Linked DNA regions of Homo sapiens: region 2 is linked to region 1. The links are chromatin loops, found by intact Hi-C in ENCODE. Cell type or tissue: CD14-positive monocyte. All regions are shown on one strand. Links, peaks and the distances in the headings refer to the core of each region. The heading gives the core; the rest is flanking DNA.

Evidence for each region. Hi-C counts contacts between places; a loop is a spot of excess contacts. Peaks named below come from ENCODE experiments on the same cell type or tissue, not always from the same donor. Only the 100,000 strongest peaks of a DNase experiment are listed, where the experiment ranks them.
Region 2: it touches region 1 in a loop (3-fold over the local background); 1 of 110 quality-filtered maps calls a loop at or near these places.

Annotation. Positions count from the first base shown.
Region 1 is chrX:151,075,561-151,092,005 of GRCh38, reverse strand. No RefSeq gene overlaps it. Among named protein-coding and RNA genes, the nearest start is that of MIR4330, 84 kb to the left of the region's middle. In CD14-positive monocyte, for the core only: CTCF peaks have their summits at 9,265 and 9,466 (motif pointing right); no DNase peak of the experiment used is centred there; H3K27me3 peaks cover 727 bases.
Region 2 is chrX:151,022,223-151,038,667 of GRCh38, reverse strand. It overlaps the pseudogene RPL12P50 and the pseudogene RNA5SP525. Among named protein-coding and RNA genes, the nearest start is that of HMGB3, 47 kb to the right of the region's middle. In CD14-positive monocyte, for the core only: no CTCF peak of the experiment used is centred there; a DNase peak (open chromatin) is centred at 7,627.

The DNA of each region.
Region 1 (16,445 bases), core at 7,470-11,469:
ACTCACCATTTCTCAGAACTCCTAATGCAGGGAGCAGTGGTAGAAAATGTGTTGGCCAGCAAGTTAGGAGACCAGGGACTTGTCTGAACTCTATTCCTAAGTGTGATTCTTGGAAAACTCCATAACCTCTCAGGGTATCACATTCTTCAACTGGGGGCAATAATCCCTACCTTGCTGACACCTCAGAGTTTTGATAAGGGCCAAATGAAAAAAAAAAAAAAACTTCAGTGAGTATGTATTACTTGTTAAGCACTACTTTAAGGGAGTATTGTTCTTTGCACTTTGCATGCATTAACTCCTTTAATTTCCTCAGTAGTCCTATAAGGTAGGTACTATCATGGTCTCATTGCACTGATGGGGACATTGAGGCACAGAGGAGGCAAACAATTCTCTCAAGCTCACTTGTGTATGTGGCTGTTTCACATACACATGAACAGCACAGTGGTGTTCAGCCACTGCACTGTTCAACCACCCCTAGTCTATAAAATCAAACTCTAGTCTGGCTTTCTTAACTGGAGTCTTTCTCTACCTTCTCATTCTGAGCCCTGGCTTTCACCCGCGTATCTTGGGAGCCCCTCACCTAAGAGTAGGAGAAGGGTAAGCATTCTCCTCATTCTATAGTGCTTTGCTCAGGCCACTGTTCTGCCACCTGCATGTAAAACCCCCTAATTTTTAGCCACTCAGTCTATCTAGTTGGTTCCACCACTCTATTTCCCTCCTGGTTGCCATCATCTAATGACCTCCTAGTCATGGCGCCTCAGTCACTGGAGATTTAGTTTACTGTCTTCCTCCTACTCCAAAGCTGGACTATCCTTTTGGGTGACTTTGGTGTCCAAGAGGAACCTAGCCATAACTGTACCAGTCATAGTTCAGTCAGGAAAGCAGAGCCACTGTGGGGATTCTGGGAAATCCGACTTTGCAAAAGGGTGGGAAGAGCTGGGAAGTGAAGGTCCAGAAGAGAGCATTGAAAGATCAGATCAAGAGTTACTAATGACTCCCCCTAAAGCACTGGTGTGGTGGACAAGTCAGGGCTTGCAGGAAAACATGGAAAGTTAAGCACGTTTAGCTGTTTAAGTCAATGACAAAGAGGAGTTGTGGGACAGTCTATGAGAAACTGCTGCCTCTATGTGGCTATCACTTCTGTGGACCCACAACCAAGGGCCTAGTAATGAGCCTAAGGCCACTGTTGAGGAGACCTGAATTTGGAAGAGAGGAAAGCAAAGAAACACTGGAGCCCTCTTCATACCCCTGCATCTGCCTGTCACCATATATGGCCATGAAGACTTTCAAGGAGTAGTGGGCCCTGCTTCATGTGCCAGCCATCTCATTTCAGTAAACTTCCCTCCCCACTCCTAATCTACCCCTTCCATAGTCATGACCCAAATGTACTGATCCTCTGAAATTCCTCATGTAGTCATCACATTTTCTGACCACAGCCCCTTACCTTTACCTATCTCACCTCTTAAGTTGCTCTCATTAAGGTCACCAATAGTCTCTTTGTCATTAATTCATTCAACAAACATTTGTTTAACTCCCACTCTGTGCCAGGCACTGTATTGGATGCTGGAATACAATGGTAAGGAAAGACAGATCAGAACCCCTTCTCAGCTGGGCACAGTGGCACACACCTATAGTCCCAGCACTTTGGGAGGCCAAGGTGGGAAGATCGCTTGAAGCCAGGAGTTTGAGACCAGCCTAGGCAACATAGGGAGACCTTGTCTCTACAAAAAATTTAAAAGTTAGCCGGGTTTGGTGATACACGCTTGTAGTTCCAGCTACTTGAGAGACTGAGTGGGAGGCTTGCTTGAGGCCAGAAGCTCAGGGCTACAGTGAGCTATGATCATGCCACTGCACTCCAGCCTGGTGACAGAGACAGACCCTGTCTCTGAAGAAAAATAAAAAGAACCTGTTATAATAGACTTCTAGTCTGATGGGAAAGATAGATATCAATTATATTATCCCATGAATAAATGGAGAATTGCAACTGAGAAAAGTGCTCCGAAGGAGAGATAAGTACATGGTGCTATTAAGGAGTAGGATGGGAGAATCTGTCTGAATCAGGGAGGTCAGGAAAGGCTTTCCTTAGAAAGTTATGATTGCACTGAACATCAAGAATGAGGAGAAGGGCGGGGCACCGTGACTCACGCCTGTTATCCCAGCACTTTGGGAGGCCGAGGCAGGTTGATTACCTGAAGTCAGGAGTTCGAGACTAGCCTGGCCAAAATGGTGAAACCTCGTCTCTACTAATAATACAAAAATTAGCTGTATGTGGTGGCACATGCCTGTAATCCCAGCTACTCGGGAGGCTGAGGCAGGAGAATCGCTTGAACCCGGGAAGTGAAGGTTGCAGTGAGCCGAGATTGCACCACTGCACTCCAGCCTGGGGAAAAAGAGCGAAACTCCGTCTCAAAGAAAAAAAAGGGGGGGAGAAGTTAACTAGGCAAAGATGAGAAGGAAAGCATTTCAAACAAAGGGAACAATGTCTGCAAAAGCCCTATAGCAAGATCAAACAGGATTGGATTTATTGGTAAACTAGAAGAGGGCCAACACAGAAGTGCAAGGTGAGAAGTATGGCTGGAGGTATACACAGGAGCCAGAGCTAGATGCCAACATGCCAGAGCTAGATGCCACACAAAAGATTTCTGCCTGATTCCTAAGAACTGTGGGAAGTCATAGAGAATTTTAAGCAGTAATTTGAAATCATCTGATTCACATTTTCAAAAGATCACTTTGGCTGTAGCATGGGGAGTTCTTGGAGCATGCTACAGTGGAAAGGGAGAGGTCAATTAGGAGGCTACTGTTGTTGAGGCCAGAGATAATGGTGGCTAGACTTGGGGTGGTTATAGTGGATATTGAGAGAAATTGGTGAACTTGAAATACACTATTTTGGAAGTAAAATTGTCAGAATTAGGTGATGAATTCGATATGGTGGAGATGGAGACAGCAAGAATGACACTTGGATTTCTGGCTCTGCAATTGGATGAATGTGGTACTATTCATTGATATAGGGAACACTGAAGGAATATAAGGAGAAAGAGTAGGGAGGAAGATCATGAGTTTGATTTTGAGCATGTTAAGTTTGAAGGGCTTTTGTGATATCCAAGAGGACATGTGTTCATCAAACCATAAGTTTATGGGTCTGGAGCTCACAGGAGAGGTCTGGGCTGGAGGTATAGGCTTGAAAGTTGTCTATGTACAGGGATGACTGAAGCCATAGATGGCTGAGACTGAAAATTTAGAGTAAACACTAGGAAGAGGAGAAGGTCTTAGGCTGTAACTTAAGAAACTCTTTGTTTAGAGGTTGACTAAAAGAAGACCCTGCAAAGGAGCAGTTGGAGCAATAGAAGACAAACCAGAAGAGTGCTGGGGACTGGAAGTCAAGGACAGAGCGGGTTTCAAAAAGAAGGCATGTGAGCGAAGAAAGATAAGGATCAAAAGTGACCAAGGGATTTGGTGACACAGAGAGCCTTGGAACCTTAACAGAAACTGTTTTAGTGACATGATAGAAAAGGAAGTCAGATCAGAGTGAGGTGAGGAATGTGTGGGAAGTAAGAAAAAGGAGACAGCAAGTGCAGACAAGATTGTTGGCAGTTTTGATTGGGAAAAAATGACTCATATACATACATATTGATGAAGCTTATACAGAGAAAAGCACAGGGAAGATATGGGCTTGGACATGGAGACCTTAACCATGCTGGGATGAGGGAGTGTGGAGTGAGGCATCAGATTTCAAAAAAGTCGGCATAGAAGTGCACTATGAAAAAAGAGTTTTGGTTTGAGACAGGATGTGGTACCCAGTTGATTGTGTTTGAAATGACACTTTTTTTTTTATTCATGTGTTTATCCAACAAATATTTATTGAGTGCCTACTCTGTGCCAAGCTATTCTAGAACTAAGGATACATCACAGAACAGAACAAGCAAAAGCCTCTCTTCTTACAGAGCTGGTGCTCTGGTTGGAGAAGACAAACGGTAAGTAAGTAAAAGATAGAGTATGCCAGATGATAAGTGCTACGGAGAAACTGGAAAGGGAGCAGGAGCACAGTTTTAAATCGAGTGGGTCAAAGAAGGACTTTCTAAGAAGGTGACATTTGAGCAAAGACTGGCATATGATTAGACAAAGAGTGTTCGAGCCAGAGCGATCAGCAAATGAGATCACATGAGGCAACAGTGTGTCCAGCGTGTTAGAAGGAAACCAAGGAAGCTGGTATGGCTAGAGTGTGGTGAATAAGAGGGAAGTGAAGAGAGATCTGTCACAAAGGAGACAGTGAGCCATATCAGGTAGGCCATTGTAGGAACTTTGATTACGTCGTTGAAGGACTTTCCATAATCTGGCTTATGCTCTGAAAGGACCCTTCTGGTTGCTGGGGTAGGAATAGATGATGGAGTGAGAGATGCAAGGGCAGAAGCAAGGAGACCATTTAGCAGATTAGTAGAGTAACCCAGGCTAGGACTGATGGTGGCTGGTACCAGGGTGGTGGTCATGGAGGTTGTGAGAAGTGGTCAGAATCTGGATATACTGTGAAATTATTAAAGTCAACAAACTGTGTTGGATTGGTCAATGGATTGACAAGTCAATGGGTTGGCTGTAATAAGTGAGGAAAGAGGCAAAGACTTCAAGGTCTGGGGGCTTGATCAAATGGAAGAACAGAGTTGCCATTTACTAAACATACAGCAGTAGCATGTTTGGGAAAAATACCAAGAAAGTGTTTGGCGTGGATCTGTTCTTTGAGACGCTACCAGACAACCCAGTGATGGAGTCAAAGAGGTAGCTGCAGACAGAAGTCTGGAGTTCAGGGGAGACTTCTGGACTGAAGATAGGCATTTGGGACACAGCAGCATTGGGTTGTATTTAAACTCAGGAGATTAGGTGGGATCACATAGAACATAGTAAGGGAAGAGCACAAAGACTGGTTGCTGGAGTCTTTCAAAATTAAGAGGACAAGGTTTACACCCAGAAGAATTGGAAACAGGGATTCAAATAGGTATTTGTATACCAATGCTCATTGCTGCATTATACACAGTAGCCAAAAGATAGAAACAACTCAAGTATATATCAACAGATGAATGAATAAGAAAAATGTGGATATACATACATTATTCAGAAACAAAAGGTCGAGTAACGATCCACACTGCAACATGGATACACATGAAAAACATGATGTTAAGTGAAATAAGCCAGTCACAAATGATCACATATTATTATATGATCCCATTCATATGAGGTCTTCAGAATTGGCAAATCGATAGACATAGAAAGTAGAATGGGAATTAATAAGCACTTTTATCAGAGGGGGGAGGAGATGGAGAGTTATTGCTTAAAGGGTATAGGGTTTCAGTTTAGGATCATGAAAATGTTCTGGAGATGAACAGTGGTAATGGTTGCACAACACTGTGATTGTAATTAATGTCACTGAACTATATATTTAAAATGGTTACAATGGCAAATTTTATGTTTTATATATTTTAGCACAATAAAAAATGTAAAAAAAAAAAAAAGAGGAAAAGTTACAGGCTGATGAGGAGGAGCCAGCAAAGGATACTGAAGAGAAATAATCTGTAAAGTACCAGGAAAAACCAGGAGAGAGGAGTGTTCTGGAAGCCATTGAAGGGTGTTTCAAAGGAAAAAGGAGTGAGCAACCGTATCAAGCGCTGCTCAAAACTCAAGTAAGATGAAGACTGACATTTCACCATTGATGATCCTCATCAAACAAGTTCATTCTAAAATGCTGCTCATCTGCTTGTCATTTCAACGGAAACATGAGCCATCATTTGTTTTTACCCTGAGTTAGTAATCTGAGTCAATTCAATGCTTCCAAAGCCTTCTTCACCCTTTCATATCTACACACTTTTGCGAGGGATTTGGAATTAGCCATAGTGGAAATCTCACCTCTCCCACTGATGAGCCATGTGACCATATAACTTTGGGTAAGCCACTTCTCTGAGCCTGTGAGTTCTTCTCCATGGTAAGTAGGCCCCTCTTTTGCACACTTGCTATGTGGATGGACCTCTCTGAGTGGTCAAAAACTGTGAAGATATTTGCATCTCATGTGAATGCTCAACAAAGGGGAAAAGCCCCTTATAAAACCATCAGATTTCATGAGAACTCACTAACACGAGAACAGCATGGGGGTAACCACCCCCATGATTCATTTACCTCCACCTGGTCCTGCCCCTGACACGTGGGGATTATTACAATTCAAGGTGAGATTTGCATGGGGACACAGAGCCAAACCATATCAGTAGCCATAGGCTCAATGACATTAACCACTAGAATGTGACCACCTTGGTTTGAGGTTTTGTTCTGTCACTTCTGTCTACGATCCTGGGCAAGTTACTTGATTTCTGTAGGCCAAAATTCCCTCATCTATAAAATGAACATTGTAATAAATACCTAGCTCATGGTATCATGGGGATAACTAATAATAGTACAAAATACTTTGTGGTACTTACTCTATGTCAAGCCCTTCGCAGGTATTTGAATCTGTGATCCTCATGACAACTCTATGAAGTTGGGACATTCTATCAATTTGGACACCGAAGTGTGGAATAAGTGGTTCACCCAAGGTCACCCAACCAGTCAGTGGCAGTGATCCAATTCAAATACAGGTAGTCTAACCGTAGAGCCAGAACAGTTAGCCCAACTCTTGGCAGCCTCCACCTGAGAAGGTGTATGCAGCATGCTCAGCAATATGGCTAGTACATATAAAGTGCAGTCAATGCTGTTTGTTGGTATAGTAAGGGTCAAATGACACTGACTGAGTCTGACCTGAGGGCAGAACAAGAGACTGAACACACATCTCAGGTGATTCTGGAGCACTCCAAGGTGGCTGAGAAAATTTGGTAGGGGAATGGGGTGAGTGACTACTTGAGGCATCTGGGTTGATGGGGTCATAGGTCCAAGGTCTCTGATTTGTGGCACAACCCTGGAGGAGTCCTGAGGTTAAGCTTTCTGACATCCTGGAAGAATAAGATATGGCATCAGTAATTAGTTTGTTTTAGAAGAAACATATATATTTCTTGCACATTAATATTTCTGAACTGAAATTCAGACCCATACTCATGAGAGTTGAGAACCTCTGGTCTAGCAAATATAAGGCAAAGATGTTTTTCTCAGCTCCCTCTTCCCCCTCTGAGCCAAGAGCTCTAGGATGCCAAATGGTATGGCTGGGCCCTGTGGTCCCTGAGGCAGATCCAGGACCAAGGGAGATAGCCTCAGGTGGGCTCCTCCAGGAGGCAAGAGCAGAATCCCCTTTACTTGGGAGCTGGACCTGGTACCTTCATACTCCCACCATGAGCTGCTCTGCTGCCCTGGAACCACTGATTTATGCCCTTTCCCTGGCATAAACCCCTGTGTCACTTGCACCCTCTGTTTTCCCAATTGTTTTCCCATTTCTAAATGGCTGGCATCCTCTATCATTACCTGACCCCCAGCTTGAAGCAGACGGCACAAAGTTAATAAGTGACAGACAAAAAGCAAAGCTACTCAGCTCTTATTTTGCATCCACACTTCCCCAAAAGAAAGGTCTTCAAACAGGAAAGACTAGAGTGATTCTCAATCAGTAGAGGTACAATCTACTGGGAGCCCAGAGAAGGAGATTTCCCCAGGCAGTATTCGGAAAGGGGCATGTAGGTTTCATGAATGTCACAGTTACTGGTGTTGCGGAATGTGCTGCTGGCATATAGAGGGTAAGGGCCAGACATGTTATAAGTCCTCCAAAGACCTTACAATGGGGAATTCTCCCACCCAAAATGCCAGTAGCATTTTGTTGAGAAACACTAAAACAAGCTTAGTAGAAAAGGAGTTCTACTCCAGAAGACAGTGGATGGCTAGAGTCCTCAAGGCCCATGCAGCAGCAGGACCGCCAGGGTAGGGGTGCACTGAAGGTGTTAGAAGACAGGGGTTAAAGTGGTACATGGTGGGGGCTGGTATGAATTGGGTGGACAATGAGGCAGGAGGGGCTGATAAACCCATAAGAGGGGCAGAGGGCATAGCATGGACAAAGAGTGTGTGGCTCTGTGAGGACCAAAAGACTGATGTCAATGGGAAGTTGGAGAATGAGGTAGCAAGCAGGGTCTGGGGCACTAGTGCCTTTGTAGGTCATGGAAAGGAGTTTGCACTAGATCTGAGTGGCCATGAAACCTGTGGGGGAGGGGGAGATCATGAGGTCAAATTTGAACACAGTGAGTGGGTGTTGGTTATGGGACATCCATGTGGCAATGCCCCCATAGCAGTGGAGTATATGGTTCTAGAGCTCATGAGAAAGGGCACAGCTAGAGGTAGGGGTATCAGTTCAGGCTGCACACAGTGGCAATTCAAGTCCTGGGTGTGGACAAGCTTGGTGGTAAGGCAGTGTGGGAAGAAACAAGGGAAGGAGTCCAGAACAGAGACCCACCTGAGGGACAGACAATCCTACAGTGGAGAGAGAGGTCATGGGAAAGCCAAGAGAGGGTGGTGTCCTGGAAGCCTGCAGAAGACAGCTTTCAGAAATTGAAGAGGAGCCATAGGCCAGAGCGGTCAAAAGGTCTCAGAAGACAGAGGTTCTTTGAGTCTAGAGGCAGGGCCCAGAACCCAGCAATGTGCCTGGCACAGAAAAGGTGCTCCAGATTTGTGGAATGAGGGGATTAATGCTCCGACATTCCTTATCAATAAACAGCACAGGCAGCAGCACCTCACATATTTGTTTGCCACAGGGCACCCCTAAGGTGTACTGGGCCCCTGTCTATATAGACTATTTGAGTTACCAAAATCCGTGTGTCGGTACCAGCCTGATGACCTAATCTGTCTCGCTCCTATGAAAGAAATACCTTGCTGGCCAGTGGGAGCAATCTTTTTTCCCAAAAACACCCTCAGCAGAGGCCAAGCATGGCGCCCTGGGATGATTCCCATAGGTGGGAGTCCTGGAGCTTCTCAGGATATCTGACTGCAGGGGGTCAGGTGGAAAATAGAGGACTGAAGGGAGCCCAGAGAAGGGAAACCAGTACCAGGTTTCATGCAGGTCCGTAGTCTGGGCTTGGGGTTACCTTCTGGTCGGTCCAGAGGTTCCAGGAGCTGGTGGGGAGCTTCCTGCTTAGAAGGCACTGGAAAGCATGGGGCCCCTGAAACACGGGGCTTGCTCAGGCTCAAGGGCAATAATGACCGCCCAATCACCCTGTGAAGTGAGTGCTATTGCTCCCATTGAACAGTCCACATAGCTGAGACTGGGAAAGGGAAAGTCAAACTGTGACTCTATGTGTAGAAAGATCCCCAAGAGATGGTCAGAAAGGGGCTGTGGACGAGAAACCGATTGCAGCCAGGAGAGGGGAGCTGCGGGAGCTGCTGCGCTCTCTTGGAGCCTCGCTCTTCACCGCCTCCCTATACCCACCTCCCTCTCCTGACGCCCTCCAACCTTCACTCCCCACGCGCCCCGCCCCACGTGAAATAAATTCCAAGACCGCAGCGCAGCCTGCAGTGCTTAGGCTGACCACAGGGTGGCGGGCGCCCCTGCGCTGCCGCCCGCCGCATTTGTATTCTGAGCGAGCCGCCGCGTGCATTATTAAAGTCCGGACTCTGCGTGCTTTCCTGCGTCGGCGTCCTCTGCGGAGCTGGCTCAGCGCAGCGGGAGAAACTGGCTTCTGGCTAAGCCGCAGTCCCTCGTGTCCTGGCTGGAAGGCCCCAGAAGTCACCTGGCCTCTCCTTACTGAGGGATGGCACCCAGAGGGGGACAGGGCCTTGCTCAAGGCCACGGCGGTGCAGCCAGGACCAGAAGCCCGGTCTCCTGAATACTGACCCTATACACAATTCTGGATGTCCCTGGAACTGCACGATGGACTTAAGGCTTGCAAAGGCCCTCCAACTAGCCCTTTCCCTGGAGTTTGCTGCCACTCTCACCCCCAAGCTTCCGAGGTACGCTGCTTCCTCCCCCTCCAGAAAGCCTCCTGCCCAGGTGTACCTACAGACCCCCTTTCCTGAGCTCCTCCATGGGGGCGGGGGTAAGAGGCTGCAATCTTCTCACATTTCTGTTCAGAGCACGCCAGGAAAGAAAGATGAGAGAGCCTTCTCCATTCTCCTTCTGTGTGTCCTGAAGTCTTCCAGAGACTGCCATTAATAACAGGCAGCTTCTGAAGGCAGCTAGGCAGTCAAAGAGCAGTAAGCCTTCCTTCCCACCTGTCTTCCAGGCCAGGAATCCGACCCCTGCTCCCCAAACAGACCCCCACGTCCTTGGACCCAGATTCCCCCACAGCTGTGAAGGATTTTTCATGTTTAGCCTCACTCTGGGAGCAGCAGCCTCTCCTTAGGGTCTGCCTTTATAAGAACCTGAAGGACTAGACCCCGCGCTCACGCTTAATATACACGGCCAGCTCCAGGGGAGTTGGAAGCCAAATTGAACCCTCAGTAGCAAAAAAACATTGTCCACTTACAGCTTTAAAACCTACCCTGCTAAATTCCTGCCATTATCTTAGAGGCAGGTTTCTCAATTCAGCAGCTCAACCCAGCGAATGGGACAAGTCATCATCATTTCTCACCTGAATTACTACATTAGCTAGCTTCCACCCTTGCAGCTTTACAATCTATTCCCAGTATAGCAGCCAGAGTGATTCCATTCAAACACACGTGAGGACCCACCCCTCCTCTGCTCAAAAGCTTGCACGGGCTCCCATCTCCAACAGAGTCAAAGCCTAAGTCCTTGCCATGGCCTGCGAGGCCCTGTATGTCATCTGATGCTATCACCTTTCTATCCACTCACCCTACTCTCCTCCCTTTGCTCTCTCCCAATCAGCCACACAGGCCTCTTTGCTGTTCCGCAAACCTGCAGGCGCATGCCCGCTTCGGGGCTTTGCTCTGCCTATCTCCTCTGCTGGAATGCACCTCCCTTTGATGTCAGCTTCATCCTTCAAGGCTGCTCAAATGACATTTTCTCACTGAGGCCTTCCCTGACCACTCCATTTAATGCTCGTAACATCCCCCGCATCCTGCTCTTCTTTTTTTCATAGCACCTGCTAACATATGTACATACTATTTCCTTATTTATGATGCTATTAATATTATATGTCTCTCTCTATCTGCTGTCCCATAAACCTCAGAGGGCAGAGATATTTCTTTGCATCACTGGTGTATCTCAAGTGTCTAAACCAGCGTCAAATGAGTGAATGAATGACCATGTGCTGATTGCATCAGCAGTCCTTGGAAGCCCTAAAAGGTTATATATACTTATAACTCCCTACCCTTGTGGCTCTGGGAGAGTCAGAGCTGGTTTAGAGGAGCGTACTCTCAAGGGGCTCACAGACGGGCCTGTGAATGCTTTTAATCAGAAATTGTCTCCAGTCCTTGCCACAAACAAATGTGAATTCATGGTGGTAGAGAGGTTAATGTTGATCGGAGACTCTAAAAACAATTCAGGGGTCAAAAGCATGTCTTTTAGCCAGAAGGTGCTCCTGGAAATTCACCACCATTGCTAAAATTGTTTTTCAGTGAAAATGGACTCTAAGGTTAAAAAAAAATTAAAAGCACTTTGGTAACGCGACTCCAAATTCCTTAAAATGGCCTAAACTGAAAACATCATGATGGTCCCACTAGAAGGACCCACAACCAGTCTGACACATCATCCAATTATGTATGGGAAACTGTACTCTAACAGGACAGCTTCATCGTGAATAATGTCCAAAGGACAATTTCTAGAGCAATTGATCAACCCATATGCAATGCTTCATTGGGAGCAGATGTGCTCCTTGTTTTTCTCATTACCATGATTTACTGTCTTCTGAGCTTATTAAAGACAGAGGCTTGAGCCCACTTTGGTGTGTGTGTCCTAGGTGGGCGATGGGGGATGGATAGAATGAGGGAGGGAGACAAGAAGGGAGAACCAACCAAAGAGCTGGGGAGATTTCCACTCTGCGCTGGCAGCATGGATTCACCTGCTGGCACCCACAGCTGCCCTCATCCCAGGGGGCACCCAGTTGGCTGAACCTGGGCTGACAGGTTGATCCACTTTGTTGAGTGCTTCCCACTGGCCCCCCTTCAACACATCCACACATACACACACACACACACACACACACACACACACACACGTGCACATGTGCATGCATCCTTACTGCTACATGACTACCACCAAATGAGCACAGAAAGAGATGACATGGCTCTTGTCAGCTCCATTCAGGATATCAGGAATCTATTTCATCAAATTTAATAAGTTTGTGTGGTTTTGAATTTTCTTGTTCCACTGTCATATGAATCTAGATTTTCTTCCCCAGAGCTTGGGCTGTTTCACACATACACAGGCAAACTCACAGAAACACAGACACGTACACAGGCTTAAATACACATGCACACAGTCACACATATATACGTTTACACACACTTACACATATACACCAACACACTCATACACACACACACACACACATCACTCATAAACACTCACACCAAAAATCCCTCATGCCAATAATCCCTGGACTTTGGAAGGCCGAGGTAGGAGGATCACTTGAGGCTAGGAGTTCAAGACCAGCCTGGTCAACATAGCAAAACCCTGACTCTACCAAAGAAATATTTTTGTAATTAAAAATAAACAAAAACACACTTATTACAGGATCAAATACTGCAGGACAAAAATTACTTTTGTGGCCTAATGTTTTGGATTCTTGTATTTAAACTTTAAAAATCATGTAGTTATTATTTGAAATCTACAGATCTTGTGTCTACATGATTAGCTAAGAGACAACATTTAAGGCTGCTGTAGTTATAAACACTTTTCTCCAAAAACAGCTTGCTCATGTCTATTCCAAATAAATGAAAGACCAAATCATTTTGGTCCCTGCCACTATATTTTCTCTTCTTAACATTGTTTTTGAAGTAATAGAAATTTCTTAGTGTGTTTTATAGGAATTTTTGTGAGATGAATGTAACTTATATATCTGCTAAAAATCATCATGAGGTGAAATTGCAAAATCATTATCATTTTATCCTCCTCATTTGCTTGTATTTGAATATCATGTGGTCCTTATGTCTATGTCTTGAAGTAGTAGCCCTTTACGAATATAAATAGTCAATATTTTCTTTACAGAAGAATAAAATCAATTTAAACTGTATAATGAGTCAAAATGACCATGGGGAATAGAAGTATTTAGCTGAATTATAAACTGATATTAACCACATCTACAGTAAAACCCGCATTTTCACTCAACACTTATTGAGATACTTTCAAACTGGTCTGGTTTTAAAGGGGGAAATATTTAAATAATTTTTAATGTTGTTAATTTTAATTGAAATTAAACCAGGAGTTATCACCATCTTCAAGTTTATCAAACCCATAAAACACTGTCACAGACCCCTAAATAGGAAATGTTGGCTGAGGCTATGACACTCATTTCACAGGCAAGGACGTGTTTGAGACTTGGCTCTCCTACTACTATCCTATGGGACCCTGGTTAGATTGCTGCTTTTCTAGGCCTCTGTTTACTCAGAAGTAAAATGGGAAACATTCTCCTAGGTATCTTACAATTTTTTTAAATAATTTTAACCCAAATACGTCAACACAAAGAGCCCTGACTGCACCTAGACAGGCATGGATCTCAACAAGTGCTAAGCAGAATTTTAAAAATTGAATCACACCAAGGCACATAATCAAAAGGCTGAAAATCAGTAATAAAGGATAAATCTGAAAAACAGGAGAAAAAAATGACACATTACATGAAAAGGAACAAAGAAAATTTCTACTGATTTCCCATCAGAAACAATGCAAATCAGAAGAAAATGGAAACATGTCTTTAGCTTGCTGAAATTAAAAAATAGTCAACCAAGTCAACCTAGGCCAGGCACGGTGGCTCACACCTATAATCCCAGCACTTTGGGAGGCCGAGGTGGGTGGATCACATGAGGTCAGGAGTTCGAGAGCAGCCTGGCCAACATGGAGAAACCCCGTCTCTACTAAAAATACAAAAATTAGCCTGGTGTGGTGGCACACGCCTGTAGTCTCAGCCACTCAGGAGGCTGAGGCAGGAGAATCACTTGAACCCGGGAGGTAGAGGTTGCAGTGAGCCGAGATCACACCACTGCACTCCAGCCTGGGTGACAGTGAGACTCCATCTCAAAAAAAAAAAAAAGAAGAAGAAAAGAAAAGAAAAAATAGTCAACCTAGAATTCTTTATCTAGGACAAAATCCTTCAAAAAATGAAGATAAAATAAGGGCATTTTCAGATGAAAGAAAAAGCTGAGACAATCTGTCACCGACAGAACTTCACTATAAGAAATGTTACAGGTAGCCATTCAAGCAGAAGGAAAATTACACCAGATGGAAACTTAGATCTGCACAAAGGAATGGTAAGCATCACGAACAGTAAAATGTGGGTAAATATAAAAGACATTTTGAGAGCAGGGTCTTGGGGTCTGTCATTCACTGATATATTTCCATCCCTGGTACAGAACCTATTTGTTGAATGAAATACAGTGATCGATCCCACCTCAAATGTCAGGCATGTGAGAAGAAGGCACCCACCTTATTTCCAAAACAAAAATAATTTTATGGTGTTCTCTAATTATAGCGATAATGTATTATCATGATAAATCTTCTGAAAATAGAGCAAATTGTTCAGAAGGAAACAAAAAATCACATGTAATCTGATTATCCAGAAAAAATCATTGTTAATATTTTAGTATACTCCTGTCCAGGCTCGCTCTCTCTCTCTCTCTCTCTCTCTCTCTCTGTGTGTGTGTGTGTGTGTGTGTAGATAGATATGAATGTATATGTAAAGAGATATAGATATATCAAAAATTGAATTCATAGTGTACAAGAACCCTGCACTGAATATCCCTGTAACTAAATCTTTGCCCACATCCTAAATTATTCTCTGAGGATAAATTACTAGAAGCAGAATTGCTGGGTCAAGGCAAATGAACAGTCCCACAGCTTAAGCTATGAGCTGACAATTACCTTCCAGAAAGACTAAACCATTTTCACTCTCCCGTGCTGAAAGACAGTGCCCACCAATTTGTACTCTCACGAATAGTGTGGTCATTCGTACCCGTTTAAAAAGACTTGCCATTTGATACATAACGCATACGGGGCTTAAAACCTAAATGACAGGTTGATGGGTGCAGCAAACCTCCATGGCACATGTATACCTATGTAACAAACCTGCATGTTCTGCACATGTATCCCAGAACTTAAAATATCATAAATAAATAAATAAATAAGACTTGACATTTGATAGGCATTATAGCTTTCATTTACATTTCTCCGTTAATTAGTGAGAATGAACTACTTTTATGCCTGTGGGCCATTTAGAGTTCATCATTCTGATGCTCATTCTTATTCTGGGGCTCAAGTGAGCCAGACCCTTGCCCTCCACCAGCCCTGGGTCTGCATCCTAGTTGCCTCCTGTACTCACTGACTTTGGGAAAGGGATTAACTTTGCAGAGGCACCATTATATTGACTGTCAGTAGAGGATACCGCTGCCCTCATAGGATTGGCATGATGATTAATAAAACAGCATGTGCGCCGGGTGCGGTGGCTCACGCCTGTAATCCCAGCACTTTGGAAGGCCGAAGCGGGCGGATCACGAGGTCAGGAGATTGAGACCATCCTGGCTAACACTGTCAAACCCCGTCTCTACTAAAAATACAAAAAATTAGCCGGGCGTGGTGGTGAGCCCCTGTAGTCCCAGCTACTCGGGAGGCTGAGGCGGGAGAATGGTGTGAACCCGGAGGCGGAGCTTGCAGTGAGCTGAGATCGCGCCACTGCACTCCAGCCTGGGCGACAGAGCGAGACTCCACCTCAAAATAAAAATAAAAATAAAAATAAAAAAATAAAACAACATGTGTGAGGAACTTATCCCAGCATCTGATGCTCCGTCCCAATACAAGTACAAGAAGAAAAATTAAGTTGGGGCTATACACTCATAGGATAAAGGTCTTCATGTTCTGTCCGAGTTTAATGAGAATGTCTCTAGGGTTTCACAATCAGCTATGATCTGGGCTTTTCATTTGAAATTGATTTTTTAAAATCAGGAAGTTCATCAAAGTCCTCTACTAGGAATGGTTGCTAGTTTATCAAGCATCTCTTTGGTGTCCATTAAAATTATGTGCTCAGTCACCTTTGAACTACTGGCCAATGTGATTAATTAAAACAGTGAATTTTCTAATGTTGAATCACCCTTGTTTTGGGGTATTCCTTCATTCATAAAACATTTATTATGCATCTGCTGTGTGCCAGGCACTGTTCCAGGCTCTGGGGATACAACAGCAAAAAAGACAAACCAAGTCTCTGCTCTCATGGAGCTCACACGTTAATGGTGGAGAGAGGCAATAAACAGAAATAAACATAGAATGTCCATACAAAAGACAAGCATACATTTGGCATGTTTGAGGAATGGCCAGATGACTTTTGTGACTGGGAAGCCTTTGGAGAGTTTTAAGTGAGGGAGTGACAAGCTGATTATGTGTGAAAAAAAATCACTCTGGCTGTTGT
Region 2 (16,445 bases), core at 5,440-9,439, 51 kb after region 1:
CTTCCTCCTCCTCTTCTCTCCCTTGTCGAGAGAGGAAGAGAGAGGAGACATGCACCACTCTCATGAAGGCAGCCAGTGATAGAGGCAGGCTATCCCAGACACCACCAGCTAACACAAAGCCCGTTCACCCTCAGGTTTCTGTGTGCCAACCTGGCATAGCTGTCCCTGGCACCTATAGGGTGTGGCCTTCAAATAGCTGTCAGTTGCTGAGGGAAGTAATCCAGGCCCCTGATGTGTCACTCGTGCATGCTTTTCTCTTTTTCCCCAAAAATGTATTAGGCATGTGGACCACCAATTACATGCCAGGCCCCCTTGACACAACTTAATCCTCTGGTCAAGTGTTTGGAATTATGATGACAAAGGGCGCTGTCTTCTTGGATTCTCCAACATTCTTATCAGGTCCTTGAAAGTGCCAATGCAGTTCCCAGACACCAAATGGGCCCTTAGGAAGACAGCATTCTTCATTCCTTCCAATTAACAGATGGGGACATAGAAGCTCAGTGAGATTAAGTGACTGATTCAAGGCCACACAGTTAAGTAGAGGAGGAGAAAGTCCTTAGGTTTTCTGACTGCAAAGTTAGTGCTCTTGGCCCTACACCAAGCTAACCTCCAATGAGGGGATTTGCATCTCTCTGAGGGATATCAAGCCATAGTGATTCATGCTGAGGGGAGAGCATGAGCCTGCAAGTTGGGAGGCCTGGTGTATGAGTTTGCTAGGGCTGCCATAAAAAAATACCATAGGCTAAGTGGTTTAAACAACAAACATTTACTTTCTCACCATTCTGAGAAATAGCACTATTTCTCTAACTGCTGGTAATGCTGATTCTCAAGTGTCAGCTTGTTCTGGTGTCAGCTTTTGCAGGAATTGTTCACAGCTGAAAAGAGTAGCCTAGCTCCAGGTCACATCCCCTTCAAGGGACAGCTCCATCCAGTGACTGGTTGATGTGGGAAGAGGAGGGGTATAATGGCCCAGCCCCTCTCCACAGCTCTGAATGACTCTGAAGAGCCATTCCAGCCCCAAAGTTCCCCTTGGGGTTGACCAAATCCTTGTTGTGACTTCACTGCAGCTCAACTGCTCCTTCTGCCCACTGGGCTTCCTGTCCTTCCCTTGTCCAGGCATTGATCCCGAAAGCACACACAACTCCGCCTCAGTATCTGTTTCCCAGAAAACCCAACTAAGAACTGTAACAATAATGATGATAAGGTGTGATCGCACTGCAAGAGGAACATGTTTATGCTGCAGTGGAGGAGATCATCATGTGATCTCATTCCCTACAGCTCTACTTTCACTCACACCATTGCAGGCCCACAGATCTTTTTACTGTTCCTCATACACACTGTTCTCCTCAGGGCCCTTGCACATGCCATTCCCCTGCCTAAAATACACATCTCCCAGACAGCTACACAGCACACTCCCTCACCTCCTTCAAGTCCAAAATTACAGCACCACTTTCACCATCTGGCACTGCTGGCCTTCTCCATGCGTGACTTTTATCCATAGCATTTACCGCTTTCTAATGTACTATAGACCCTACTTCTTTATCTTGTTTATATGGTCAGTATCCCCCAACTAGAACGTCAGCTCCATGAGGGATGGGAATTTTGTGTGTTTTTGTCCTTATTATCTGCCTATTTACAAAACACCTTCATCAGTGCCTGATATTATATAGTAGATCCACAATAAGTACTTATTGAATGAATGGATAGATGGATGAATGAACTGTATAATTAATAAGGAAACAGGGATGCTCAAAGACTTCCTAGAGGAGGTGCCACTTAAGCTGAATGTGAAAGCGAAATGTGACCACTGGAGTTATTCTGAAGAGCCTCCAGGAATCAATGCACAGGAGTTTGGCTTGTGAATTTTCCATTTTCCACTTTTGGGTAGTTTAAGGCTATAGGCTTTTTCATTTAATTTATTTTACAGTCCCATAAAAATCAAAGGGAAACAAACATGTTTTTTTTCTTTTACAAGCGTGAGAACTTTGGGAATGTGGTTGGAGGCAGAGGGGCCCAGAGCCTGCTTCCTTGGTCCATACGTGTACGTAAAAATCATTCACTGAGCAGTTTTACAGTCAACAGAAATTTTTGCTTTTATTTATTTTTTATTTTTTGTGGCAGTCCTTTCAAAGCAAACAAGCTCTTGGTAAAACTGAAGCATAGAGTCCTAACCAAGTTGCTCATATGTGAAAAAGCTTTGGGAAATTCAGGGACTGTATTTGCAATAAAACCTTTGCAGTGGCCAGGGAAATAGGATTGTATATTCTGGTTAATGCAAGTGTCTGCCGAACAGAATTACTGTGAATTCCCAGACCTTGATGAGCTCAATCCAGAAAACTGAAATATACCAAGCACAGAGAACACCAATACTCCACCAAAGAGAACTTCTTCCTTTGATCACTCAGAAGGTATTTGCATATTTTGCAAGCCTCACTGTCACCTTGATGACCCCGAGTGTCAGTGATTGTGCGACTTTGAGAAATGTAGGTGTAACTGACCTCTAGTTGGGAATATGTTCGGCAGCCTTTGTAATGAACTCATTAAATGAAAGTCAGTTTCTTAAGAACTTGTTTCCCATGTGCCTTCTAATGCAGTGGTTCTCAAGGGGTCAGGTGGTTGGAGGAAGTGCTCTTAGAAAGGCGGAGAGTGTCTCAGAATTATCTGGGGGCCTTTATCAAGGTAAATACCTCCACTCACCACAGCCAGAGATTAAGACCCTCCCACAGTTTATCACAAAGCAGGTACATTTATATCTGCATTGCCAATGATAGTGCTGCTCAGATACAAGCTCTAGGCTCCAATCCTTCCCCCACCACCTACTGAGAGTCTAACACAGGACAATGACCAGTGGGGAAGATCAGCCTGCCTGCCTTCTACATAGTAGTAGAATGACTTTGGACAATGGACTTAATTGAGCCTCAGTTACTTTTTCTGAAAGCTAGAGCTAATAATCCTAGCACTGACTGCATACACTACACTTCTATCTGGCCAAGAGAGACTTTCAGTACTTTGTGTCTCTCCACGAAGTCATCACATTCTTATGGACAGCCAGATACATTTCCTTTTATATAGTGCCATCTCTAGTCAGCCTCAAACATGTCACGCCTGTGTTGGCACCATCTTCATGGCCCCAGAACTTGCCATCAATGGACAATGAGTATTACCAGAAGTAGCAAAAAATACTCCAAAAGGCCTGCGGCCCTTCTAAGATTAGGACTGTCTTTGGTATATTCCAGTGTGTTTGGTATATTTCTTGAGTTCCAGTATATTTGGTATATTTCTTGAGTTCCACCCTGATCTCCAAATAATTCTCTGTTTTATGTATCTGACCTTCCAGGAATGGCCATCTTGAACTAGAATTCAGTTTCAGTTTTCCAACATGCTTCTCACCTTCCTACCTTGTTTTTCAGTGCCAGGAAATAAACAAATCCTTAGAAACTAAACTCAAACAAATACATTCATTTATTTAATCATTCATTTGCTCATTCAGCAAATATATGCTAAAGGCTTACTATGTGCCAAGAGCTGTGCTAGGCTGTGAGATACAATGATGGATAAAGCAGGCATAGTTTCTGCCCTCATGAAATTTATAGTCTAAAGGGAGAACAAAAATTAACAAAGAAATACTTATTCAAAAACTGTGCCAAGTGTCATGAGGGAAATGAATGGGGTACCCTGACAGAGGATGGAGAGAAGGAGGCATCTACTGAGAGAGGGTAATAAGGAGCCATCTCTCAAAGGAAGGGACATTTTAGCCAAATGCAAATGGATGAGAAGCCAGGCATGAGGAGAGTAGGGGAAGGATATTCCAGGCAGAGGGAAGAATATGTGCAAAGGCCCTGAGGCAGGAAAGTGTGACTGGAGTACGTGCAAGTGAAGGAAAGTGGCAGGAAATTAGGCTGGGGGTGGGCAGCAGCCAGATCCTATAGGACCTTGTGGGTCACGGGAAGGAGGTTTGCTTTTATTCTAAGTACAAAGAGATACTATTGCATGATTTTAAGCAGAGGAGTGACATGAGTTGAAGTTACATTTTCAAAAGGCTCACTCTGGCTGCTATATAGAGAATGGATTATAAAGGGCAGGATTGGAGCCAGGACACCAGAAATAAGCTACTGCCATAGTAAGGGTGACAGATGATGGTGACTTGAACTAGGGCAGCAGCCATGGGGAAGGAGAGAAGTGGACCAATTCAAGACATATATTTTAGAGGGAGTATTGGAATGACTGTCCAAGAGTTAGTGAGCAGTATCCTGTCCCAGAGCTGCGGTCAGGGATGGCAGGGAGTGGAGTCCTTGGCTTAGTCAATTTTGTGCTGCTATAACAGAACACACAAGACTGGGTAATTTATGAAGAACAGAAATTTATTTCTCATAGTTCTGGAGGCTGGGAAGACTAAGATAAAGGCACCAGCATGTGATGAGGGCCTTCTTGCTGCATTCTCACATGGCAGAAGGCAGAAAAGGGCAAGAGGGGATGATTCTCCCTCCTCTTGAGCCCCAGGAGTGGTACTGCATGACTTTCTCTCCTCACATACAGAGGTTTAGACAGCTTGCTCAAATTTGCCATTGTCATCGTCTTACTCCTCCCCTTCCTCTTCTTCCTCCTTCTCCTCTTCTTCTTTCTCTTCTTTTCCTCTTCCTTCTCCTCCTCCTCTTTCTCCTTTCTCTTCTTTTCCTCTTCCTTCTCCTCCTCCTCTTTCTCCTTTCTCTCTCCTTTGCTGGGGCCGGACATGCACCACTCTCATGAAGGCAGCTGGTGATAGAGGCAGGCTATCCCAGACACCACTGCCTAGCACAAGGCCCATTCACCCTCAGAGTTCTCTGTGCCAATCTGGCATAGCTGTCCCTGACACTTGTAGAGTGTGGCCCTCTCATAGCTGCCAGTTGCTCAGGGCAGTAATCCAGGCTCCTGATGTGTCACTCATGTGTGTGTGTCTTTCTCTTTTCACTACAAATGTATTAGGTATGGTGAGGATGGCACCTCCCTCAGCCTGGGCCCTGAGTCAGGTGATAGATGACTTGCAATGGATACATAGAATAAAGTGAGAAGTAAGCCTTATTGAGTTAGCACTGAGATTTGAGGGTTGCTTGTTACTGCAGCATTACCTAGCCCAATCTGACTGACACACCATCCTCCCAAATTCCAGCTTCAGATCTAGGAGCCACTACTTCTCCATAATTGAGCACCTCTTCACAGAGACCTGCCCTCCACTAGACTTTTGCCCCACAGACCTGTCCTTGGGGTTACCCTGGAGCTACTTTCCCCCAAATAATGACTTTGACCTTCTCAACAAGTTGTACCAGGCCCACGTGAAAGCCTAGAGCAGAGTCAGCCTGAAGGCTGGGGTCAGGAGCAAGCTGGGCAGTGAAATGAAGAAATAAGATGATTGTTAATGGGTTGGATTGTGTCCACCCCCATTCATATGAAATCCTGACCCCCAGTACATCAGAATGTGATGTGCTGCTTTGGAAATAGGGTTGTTGTAATTAGTTAAGATGATGTCATTAGAGTGGCCTCTAATCCAACATGATTGATATATCCTTATAAACAATGGAAATTGGGGCTGGGTGCAGTGGCTCATGCTTGTAATCCCAGCACTTTGGGAGGTCAAGGCAGGAGGATCACTTGAGCTCAGGAGTCTGAGACCAGCCTGGGCACCATGGCAAAATCCTATCTCTACAAAACATACAAAAATTAGCCAGGTGTGGTGGCACACACCTGTAATCCCAGCTACTCAGGAAACAGGTGGAAGATCTCTTGAGCCCGGAAGGCAGAGTTGCAGTGAGCCAAGATTGTGCATCTGCACTCCAGACTGGACAATAGTGTAAGACTGTCTCAAAACAAAAAAGAAGAAGAAGAAGGAAATTTGGACACAGAGACACACACAGGGAGAGCACCATGTGAAGATGAAGGCAGAGGATTAAAGATTAGATGATGATTCTACAAACCAAGGAATGCCAAAGATTGTCAACAAACCCCCAGAAGCTAGGGGAGGGGCCTGAAACAGATTCTCTCTCACAGCTCTCAGAAAGAACCCCAACCCTGCCCACACCTTGGTCTTGGACTTGCAGCCTCCATAACTGTGAGGAAATTAATTTCTGCTGTTTAAGCCATTTAGTTCGCAGTGCTTTGTTACAGCAGCCTTAGAAAACTAATTCAATGAGAAATAGTAGTGAAATTCGCAGCAGTGTTCATAGGCAAACTTTGTAGCCCTTCATGCAGTTTTCAGAGTGTTTCCAAGTTCCCATGGCAGCTGGAGATGTGGGCAGACTAAGTAGGTCCCCAGACTAGGCAAAGATTATCAAGCATAGGCTGGAATCAGGGGACCTTGAGAGTTTGAACAAAAGACATCCCAGCTGGAACCACTATAGACCAAAGTTACAAGAGCCACCACTGGCTTTTGGACTTTGAGAACACCTCTAGACTTTGGCATGATCTTGGGATGAAGCCCCATTAGTGACTGAAATAGAATTTTCTGCCATCCTGGTATTGTGAGTTGAATATAAATTGATTTAAAGAATTATTTTAATGAGACCTTCCTGGTAGCCCAAAATTTGTGGACTGAGATGCAGAAATTCTACATTAGCTGCCATTTATTCAGTGTATACTCAGGTCTTCCATGGCCCCTAAACATGGCCTCCAATGCCAAGCATGGCCAGGCCTCTGCCTTCCCTGCAGCCTCATTTCTTACTACTATCTTTCTCTTCCCTAAACATACCAGGCTAGTTCCCATCTCGGGGCCTCTTCACCTGCTGCTGTATTTACGTTTAACACTCGCATTAGTCATCCACTCTCTGCCTCCCTCTGGTTATTCACAGTTCAATTCATTGTCTACTACTATATTTCCCTTCCCTAAACATATCAAGTTAGTTCCCATCTCCGGGCCTCTTCACCTGCTGCTGCATTTACGTTGAACACTCGAATTAGTCATCCACTCTCTGCCTCCCTCTGATCATTCCCTCTGATCATTCAGAGTTCAATTCAAATGCCACCTTTCTAGAAAGGGCTCTCTTGACTTCCCACTCTAAAATAGCGACTTCCTCCTCATTCTATCACATTATTCTGCCTCATTTCCTTAGTATCCATTACTCACTTTGACATCATCTGGTACATCTGTTTACTTACTTGTTTATTTTCCTCCCACATTACCCACTGCAGGGCAGGAACTCCATCTGTCATATTGACCACCATGCACCAGCCCTGAACAGTGCCTGGCACATAGTAGGCTTCCAATTAATAGTGTTGATTGAATAAGTTAACATCTTCTCATTCATTGCCAACCCTGAGTACCCAGCACAGTGCCTGGCACCTACACACTCAAATAATAACTGTTGAAAGTGGAAAGAATGCCTAGAGTGGAGCCACATAGAGGAGGAACAGCCAGTGCCTCCTACTAGAACTGAGGGGTGCAGGGTCTCTGCCACTCCATCCCCACATTAGCCCACCACATTGATAGACATATGCCCCTCTACCACCATATCAGCAGGACAGAGCAACTGCTGACAAACAAGTTTCCATTTGTCATGTACCTTGGCACCCCTGAGATGACACATAGGTTTCTAAGACTGTTGTCTGATTCTTGCACATAGGTCCAGGATAGAGTACTACATAGCAACAGCAATTTTCTGGTGTCATTTCAAGAGCTTCAGTGATTGAGTCATGTTGGGGCAAGGAGAACACCCACTTCCTCCTCCTCAGAGAGGAGAAGTTGCCTTATATGATAGACAAGTTTGTAACTTTTTAATTTTTTTCACTAATATGATTCTTAAATTGACAAATCCTAATTGTATACATTTATGGGGTTCAAAGTGGTGTTTTGACATATGTATGCAATGTGGAATGATTAAATCAATTGCACAGCAGGGTGGCTATAGCCCATAATAGTGCATTGTATGCTTCAAAATAACTAAGAGTAAATTTCAAATGTTTCACCACAAACAATAATAAGTAAGTGAGGTGGTGGGTACGTTTGAAAGGAGAAACTAGGCATTGGTAGGCCAGCTCCTTCTTCCATTTCCCACTTTCTCTACACTGCCCTTGGCCAGACAGGAAGCCTACAGGTAAGGGAGGAGGTAAGGAGAGTCTATCTGTGCCTTTCTTCTTTGTTTTAGGTCTCAACTGCTTGCAGGCTCCAGTGAGGAAGAGAAACGCTGTGAGTTGAGCTCCCTGAAATCCAAAAAGTAAAACCAGAAAGGAAGCTGAAATTGTAGGTGGGAAGGAAGGCAGTGCTGGAAGGTTGAGCAGTGCCCAGCAGGTATGTTTTACTGAAGGGAGCCAGGAAAGCACCATGGCAGGTAGGTGGTGAGGGAGAGCATTGAGGACAGAATCAAGTGTTCATACTGAGAAATGAAGGATACTGGAGCCCTCAACAAACATGGAGCATGTTGCAGGATTCTCCTTCACAGAAGCCATCAGCAGCCATAGTCTGAACAGCATTTGAGGCACACACCAAGGTGGGCATATATATCCGAGGTATCCAATGGCTTGGGAGAGCTAAATGCCAGGTGGAAGCGGGGATATCAGGGATCTGCCTCAAGTCAGTGTAGGTTGAAGAGCTGTTTGCCTGGGAATTACTACTCAAGAAAATGTGTCTTTCTAATACTGATCTGCATATTTATAAGTCAGGTCCAGTCTCATTTCGATTTGGTGTTGACTGGCTGCCGGTGAAGTAAGTCTGAGGGCACTCCATGCACAGGTCCACTGCAGGGACCTAGGCTGCAAACTCATGCTGGCCAATCCAGGAGCCACAAGCCCCTTGTGTTCATAGAGCATTTAAAACTGGGTTAGTCCCAATTGAGATGTAGAAAAAAAAAAACACACTGGATTTCAAAGACTAAAAATAATTTTATATTATGTCTTGAAATGATTACATGTTGCAAATAATGAGTTAAATAAAATATATTGCTAAAATTAATTCCACCCTTTTCCAGTTTTTGTTTTTTGTTTTACTTTTAAATCTAGCTAGTAAGAAATTTAAAATTACACATGTGGCTCGCATTATATTTCTACTGGACTGTGCTGGTCTAGACAGTGCTCGTAGTGATCGTAGCCTATGATCTGCTCTCCCCAGCAGAGATGCTTGGGTCCTGTATTAGTTTGCCTGGAGTGCCATAACAAAAATGCCAAGGACCAGGCAGCTTAAACAACAGAAATGTATTGTCTAACAGTTCTGGAGGCTACAAATTCAAGATCAAGGTGTTGGGAGATTGAGTTCCTTCTGAGAGCTGAGCTGTGAGGGAGAACCTGTTCCAGCCCTCTCTTCTACCCTCTGGCAGCCTTAAGTGTTCCTTGGCACAGAGTTGGCATTCATTCTCCCTATGTCTCCACATCATCTTTCCTCTCTGCTTGTTTGTCCCTCTGTCCATATGTCCCCATAACATTCTTGGGACCTATTTGTAGCCACAATGGAGCTCACCTAGGGAGAAACGGATGGAGTTTGACAGAGATAGTTTTACTGAGACAAAGTATAAACACAATGATACCAATGGATTCTCAGTAGGATACTTTTTTTCTTTTTTCTTTCTTTTTTTTTTTTTTTTTTTTTTTAAATGGAGTCTCGCTCTGTCACCCAGCCTGGAGTGTAGTGGCGCAATCTCAGCCGCAGTCTCGGCTCACTGCAACCTCCGCCTCCCTACTTCAAGCAATTCTCCCACTGCAGCCTCCCAAGTAGTAGCTGAGATTACAGGCATGTGTTACCACACCCGGCTAATTTTTATATTTTCAGTAGAGATGGGGTTTCACCATGTTGGCCAGGCTGGTCTTAAACTCCTGACCTCAGGTAATCCGCCCACCTCAGCCTCCCAAAGTGCTGAGATTACAGGCATGAGCCACTGCGCCCAGCCATCAGTAGGATACATTTTAACAGCATTATTGTCCTAGGCTGAAGCTTCGTAATGTGTAGAACCAAAGTCTCTTTCAGCCAGAGGGATTGAGTCCCTCTGAGCTGGGTTCAGCTAGCTCAGCCAGTGAAAAATCTTAAGTAAATAGAGACTTGAGTAAAGACTTTTTGCAACCAGCCTGTGTGGAGTGGTGAGCACTAAATGCTGCCAGTCCGATTATATTCACTGACATCTGGGACATGATCCCAAAATTTGGTCTAAGCTCATTTCCCCGATGGCATTCCCTACTGCAGCACTTTCCAAACTTTTTTTTTAGCCATAAAGCCCTTTCTCTAAACAAAATGTTACATGGTGGCAGAAGATGAACTCAGAGCCTGTCCCATTGGAATTGAGTGAGGGTAGTTTGAAGGCCTAAAGCACCTCACACTGAACTTCGGGGGCTCCTAGGAACACAAGCTTAAGACTATCCCACTCCTTCCCAACTGTATTTGCTGGCCTGTCTATCAAATCTGCAGGCCTACCTCTTTTTTGTCTTTAAACTAACTAAACAAAAAAAGTGTTTCAAAATAGTAACAAAATAAAAATTTAAGTAATTTTTTGATGTAGAAAACTTGGTGAGATAGAAGGTATAAGAATGAAATGAAAAATCATCCATAATCCTGGAATCCAGAAATAACCACTATTACGGCCAGGCGCGGTGGCTCACGCCTGTCATCCCAGCATTTTGGGAGGCTGAGGCGGGCGGATCACAAGGTCAAGAGGTCGAGACCATCCTGGCCAACATGGTGAAACCTCATCTCTACTAAGAATACAAAAATTAGCTGGGTGTGGTGGTGCATGCCTATAGTCTCAGCTACTTGGGAGGCTGAGGCAGGAGAATCGCTGGAACCCAGGAGATGGAAGTTGCAGTGAGCCAAGATCACACCACTGCACTCCAGCCTGGCTACAGAGCAAGACTAAAGAAATAGCCACTACTAATATTTTTCTGAACATCCTCCTAGTCTTTTTACCAAACAAGTATAGAAAGAGGTAGAGACACACAGATACAGGTACTGATAAGACACAGATACAGGTGTAGATATAGGAAGAGACACAGACAAGACACACAGAAATGTAGATACAGATAGAGATGCAAGCAGAAACACAGATACAGATGCGTATACAGATAAAGATAAGATGCAGATACAGAGAGAGACGTTAAGTAGAGACACAAATACACAAACAGAGATAGAAGTCTAGTCACAGTAATGGATGCAGACAGATACAAGTAGAGATGCATATACAGATAAATATAGAGAAACAGATACAGATACAGAGAGAGGCACAGATACAAATAGAAACACAGATATAGGCACAGAAAGAGGTACAAGTAGATACACAGATACAAATGAGATAGAGGTAGAGACAGCAATACAGATAGAGATAGAGATACGTGTTGAAAACAAAAATAATAAGAGACACAGATACAGATACAGGTGTAGGTGCACAGATAAAGATATATGTAGAGCCATAGTAGAGATACAAGTGCAGACAGAGGTACAGGAAGAGTCACAGATACAGAAACAGGTAGAGACAAATACACAGATACAGATAGAGACATAGACACAGGCAGAGAGGCACAGATAGAGATAGAAACACAGATGTAGAAACAGGTAGAGACACAGATATAAATATACACGGATACAGGCACAGATAGAGATATAGGATGAGACATAGATACAGATACAGGAAGAGGCCTAAATACAGATAGACACAGATAGAATATAGACATAAGTACAGCCACAGAGATACAGATAGAGACAAAGATACAGGAAGAGAGAGATACAGGTTGAGACACAAATGCAGAAACAGGTACAGGTAGAGACATGGATACAGATAAAAATAGAAATACAGGTAGAGACAAAGATACAAATACACATATAGGAACAAATCAGATATAGATACAGATGGTGACACAGATACAGGTACAGAAAGATATACATATTAAGACACAGATACAGGCATAGATACAGACGCAGGTAGAGATACAGATACAGATAGAGACACAAGTACTGCTATAGATACAGTTAGACAAACATACAGATACTGGTAAAAACATGAATATAGATAGACACAGACACAGACATAAACACAGGTGGAGCCAAAGATAGAGATACAGAGACGCAGACATAGGAGCAGAGAGATACAGGTAGAGACACTAATGCAGACACAGATACAGGTAGAGACACAGATAGAGACATAGATACAAGAAGACATAGAGACAAATATACATACAGGGATAGATCAGATTCGATACAGATGGAGACATAGATGCAGATACAGACAGAGATCCATATTGAGACATAGATACAGGTAGAGACACAGGTAGAGACTGAGGTAGAAGCACAGGTGGAGATACAGGTAGAAATATACAGACAGTCTACACTATGACCATACCATCCTGAATGCACCTGATCTTCTCTGATCTCAGAAGCTGAGCAGGGTTGGACCTGGCTAGTACTCGGATGGGAGAAATACACATGCAGACACAGATGAAGACACAGATACAGAAACAGGGGTATAAGTAGAGACACAAATACCAATTCAGATACAGGTGAAGACACAGACCAGATAGAGATAAAGATAGAGACACAGACACAGATATAAATACAATAGAGGCACAGATACTGATACAGATAGAGACAGAGGTAAAGATAGAAACAGAGACATAGATACATATGCAGGGAGAGACACAGTCCAGATACAAATGGAGACAGGTACAACACAGAAACAGATAAAATTAGATACACTGATATAGATACAGATAGAAATACAGATTCGGGTACAGAACTTACATATAGAGATATACATACAAGTAGAGACACAGATACAGATACAGTTAGAGACACAGACACAAAGAGAAACACAGATATAGATATAGGTAGAGACACAGATACAGATATAACTGGAGACACAAATACAAATACACCTACAGGAAGAGATATTGATAGAGGTAGACAGATACAGATAAACATACGTGTACACACAAAGATCCAGAAAGAGATAGAGACAGAGATAAAGGTAGCAATGCAGATTCTGATATAGAGACACAGATAAAGGTACAGAGAGAGATACAGATAAAGGTAGAAACACTAATACAGGAAATTATATAGACACAGTTCAGAAAAGATACAGGTAGAGACAGAAGCTGATACACATACAGGCACAGATACAAATATAGAGAGAGGCATAGATGCAGGCATAGATAGAGACAGAAACATAGATTCAGAAACAGATACAGACAAATGGAAAGACACAGATACAATACAGATAAAGGTAGAGATACAGATACAGGTATAGACAGAGATACAAATAGAGACACAGATACAGATGTAGATAGGGACACAGATACAACAGACACAGACACATAAACTGATACAGACACAGATACAAGGACAGATACAGGTAAAAACATGGATGCAGATATAGAGACACAAATATATGTACAGAAAGAAATATGGATAGAGGTGCAGACACAGATATAGACACAGGTACAGAAGAGATACAGGTAGAGGTACAGATGCAAGTCAAGACACAGATACAGACGCAGATAACTGTGGAGACACAGATACAGGTAAAGATGCAGATACAGGTACAGATAGAAACACAGATACAGGCAGAGACAGAAATGGAGAAAGAGAGACATATACATACAGAAAGAGACACAAATACAAGTAGAAATGCAGACGCATGTATAGGTAGAGACATAGATACAGATAAAGACACACATATGTGTACAGATACAAATACAGGTAAGGACACAGATACAGATACATATACAGACACAGATACAGGTGTAGACACAGATATAGGTACAAACAGAGATATAGACACAGATACAGGAATAGACACAGGTAGAAACACAGATACCGATAGACACAGAGAAACAAATACAAGTAGAGGCACAAATACAGGATTAAGTAAAGACACAGATATATGTACAAACAAACATAAGGAAGAGACACAGACAGATGCATAAAGATACAGATACAGATAGATTAGAGACACATGCAGATAAAGGTATAGATACATATACAGATAGTTATTCAAGGGGAGACAAAAATACAGATACAGATGCAGGTACAGGTAAAGGCAGAGATTCATAATCAGATAGATACACATAGACAGACACCAAATGCAAATAAGACACAGATACAGATGTAGATACAGTAGAGACATAAATATAAGTATAATTGCCTCAGAAGTAGTAGCAGAAAAAAAGAGAAAAAAATTAAAAACAAATACAGGTACAAGTATATAATCATATATAGTTAAAGATACAGACACGGATATAGATACAAATAGGCTCACAGATACAAATGGAAACAGATACAGATATAAACACAGGTAGAGACATAGACACAGACTTAGATACAGGAAGAGACACAGATACAGATAAAGGTAGAGACAGATGCAGCCAGAGACACAGATCTATATCTACAGAGAGACACAGATACAGGTATAGGCAGAGAAACAGAGACACAGATACACTACTGATAGAGACAGATACACATATGGGTGCAGGTAACTACAAGGTAGAGACAGATACAGATACAAATATATAAACAGGTGCAGATAGAGCTAGAGGTAGAGACACAGACAGAAATCTACAGAGAGACACAGAAGCAGGTACAGATACAGATACCGGTAGAGACACAGACCAGATACAGAGAGAGACACAAATATAGATACATGCAGAAACACAGATACAGATGCAGATGGAGACACCAACCAGATACATGTAGAGACAGAAAAACACACACATACGGAGAAAGAGAACATCTAGAGACACAGATACAGATAGAGACACAGATGTAGATGCATATAGAGACACCAATGCAGATGTAGACACAGATACAGATCCAGATAAATACATAGCTACAGATACAGATGCCAGCAGAGACACAGACCAGATAGAGATACATATAGAGACACACATACACGTATAGACAGATAAACAGATACAGAAGACATCGGTACAGATATACTTTTTCCTCAATATTGACTTCCGATCCAAAACTAGGTTTAGTGGCACATGGAAGATACCAAGTATTAAGAAGAACTCTCTGGAACCATTAAAGAGATCCTGGGGACTGCCCAGTTTGTGGGCTGTAATGTTAATGGCCACCACCCTCATGACATCATAGATGACATCAACAGTGGTGCCATGGAATGCCCAGCCAGTTAAGCACAAAGGAAAATATTTCAATAAAGGATCATTTGACAAAAAAAAAAAAAAAAGAATTGACAGTATCATTAACAGCTTTCAAAGATGGCTTTTAGAATTTATTGTTAGCTTCTGCTAAATCACTTGCTTCTGGTAATGAAAATTGTAAAACTAATTGGCTTTCCCATTTTGCTTTGGCAGCCTGGAAATTCAGAGCCAACAACAATCCTTACTCTTAACTGTAGCTCTGATGTTCTTCATATTCATACAGTTCTTTACCTGGTCTTGATTTTCCACTGCTGTTTCTATTTTCTTTAGGCCTGATTCTCTTTTCCTCTTTTATTAAATTGTGTTTTATTGTAAGCAGCCTCAAATCCATTGTGAAATGAGGCCAGGTGTCAATCAATGGAATAAAAGCAGCTGTATACCATAGGGGTTTCATCAGACAGACCAGGATTCAAACCCCAGCTCTGCCACTTCCTAGTATGTTACTTTGGGCATTCATGTTCCCTTGGTAGGCCTCGTCAGGCATCAATAAAATGGGGATAATAATACCACATTCACAGGGTTGTTTGAATAATTCAATAAAATACCATATCATATATACATCAAAACACCAAGCCCCATTCCTGAAATATAGCATGCAGTCAATAAAGATTTATATTCCTTTAAAGGAGGTATTTCATTTAGAAAAAGCTGGTTGCCATGAGCTGCATACTTGAGTGGAAGAAAGAAGATTCTCGGGGAGAGGGCAAAGGTTGAGGCTGATTTGTGATTCCAAGAATATTAGACAGGGTTCTCCGTAGAAATGGAATAGAATATGTATACATACAAATACATATCTATATGTGTGTGTATATATATATACATACATACATACAGTCAGGCATCACTTAGCAACAGAGATATGTGCTGAGAAATGCATCATTAGGTGATTTTGTTGTTGCAAAACATCCTAGGGTGCACTTAACACAAACCTAAATGATATAGCTTGCCACACGCCTAGGGTGTATGGTATAGCCCATTGCTCCTAGGCTACAGACCTGTACAGCATGTTTCTGTACTGAGTACTGTAGGCAACTATAACATAGTGGTGAGTATTTGTGTACCTAAACATATCTAAACATAGAAAAGGTATAGTTAGAAAAACAGTATTATAATCTTAAGGGACCACTATTCCATGTGCAATCTATCATTGACCAAAACATCATTCTGTGGTGCATGACTGTACATATACATACACATAAATATATACATATATGTATATATATAGTATTGATTATATTTCTATAATAAATCTCATTTTATATATGTATATGTGTATGTATATATAATGACATTTATTATACAAAATTGACTCACAGGATTATGAAGGCAGAGAAGTTCTAACATCTGCCATA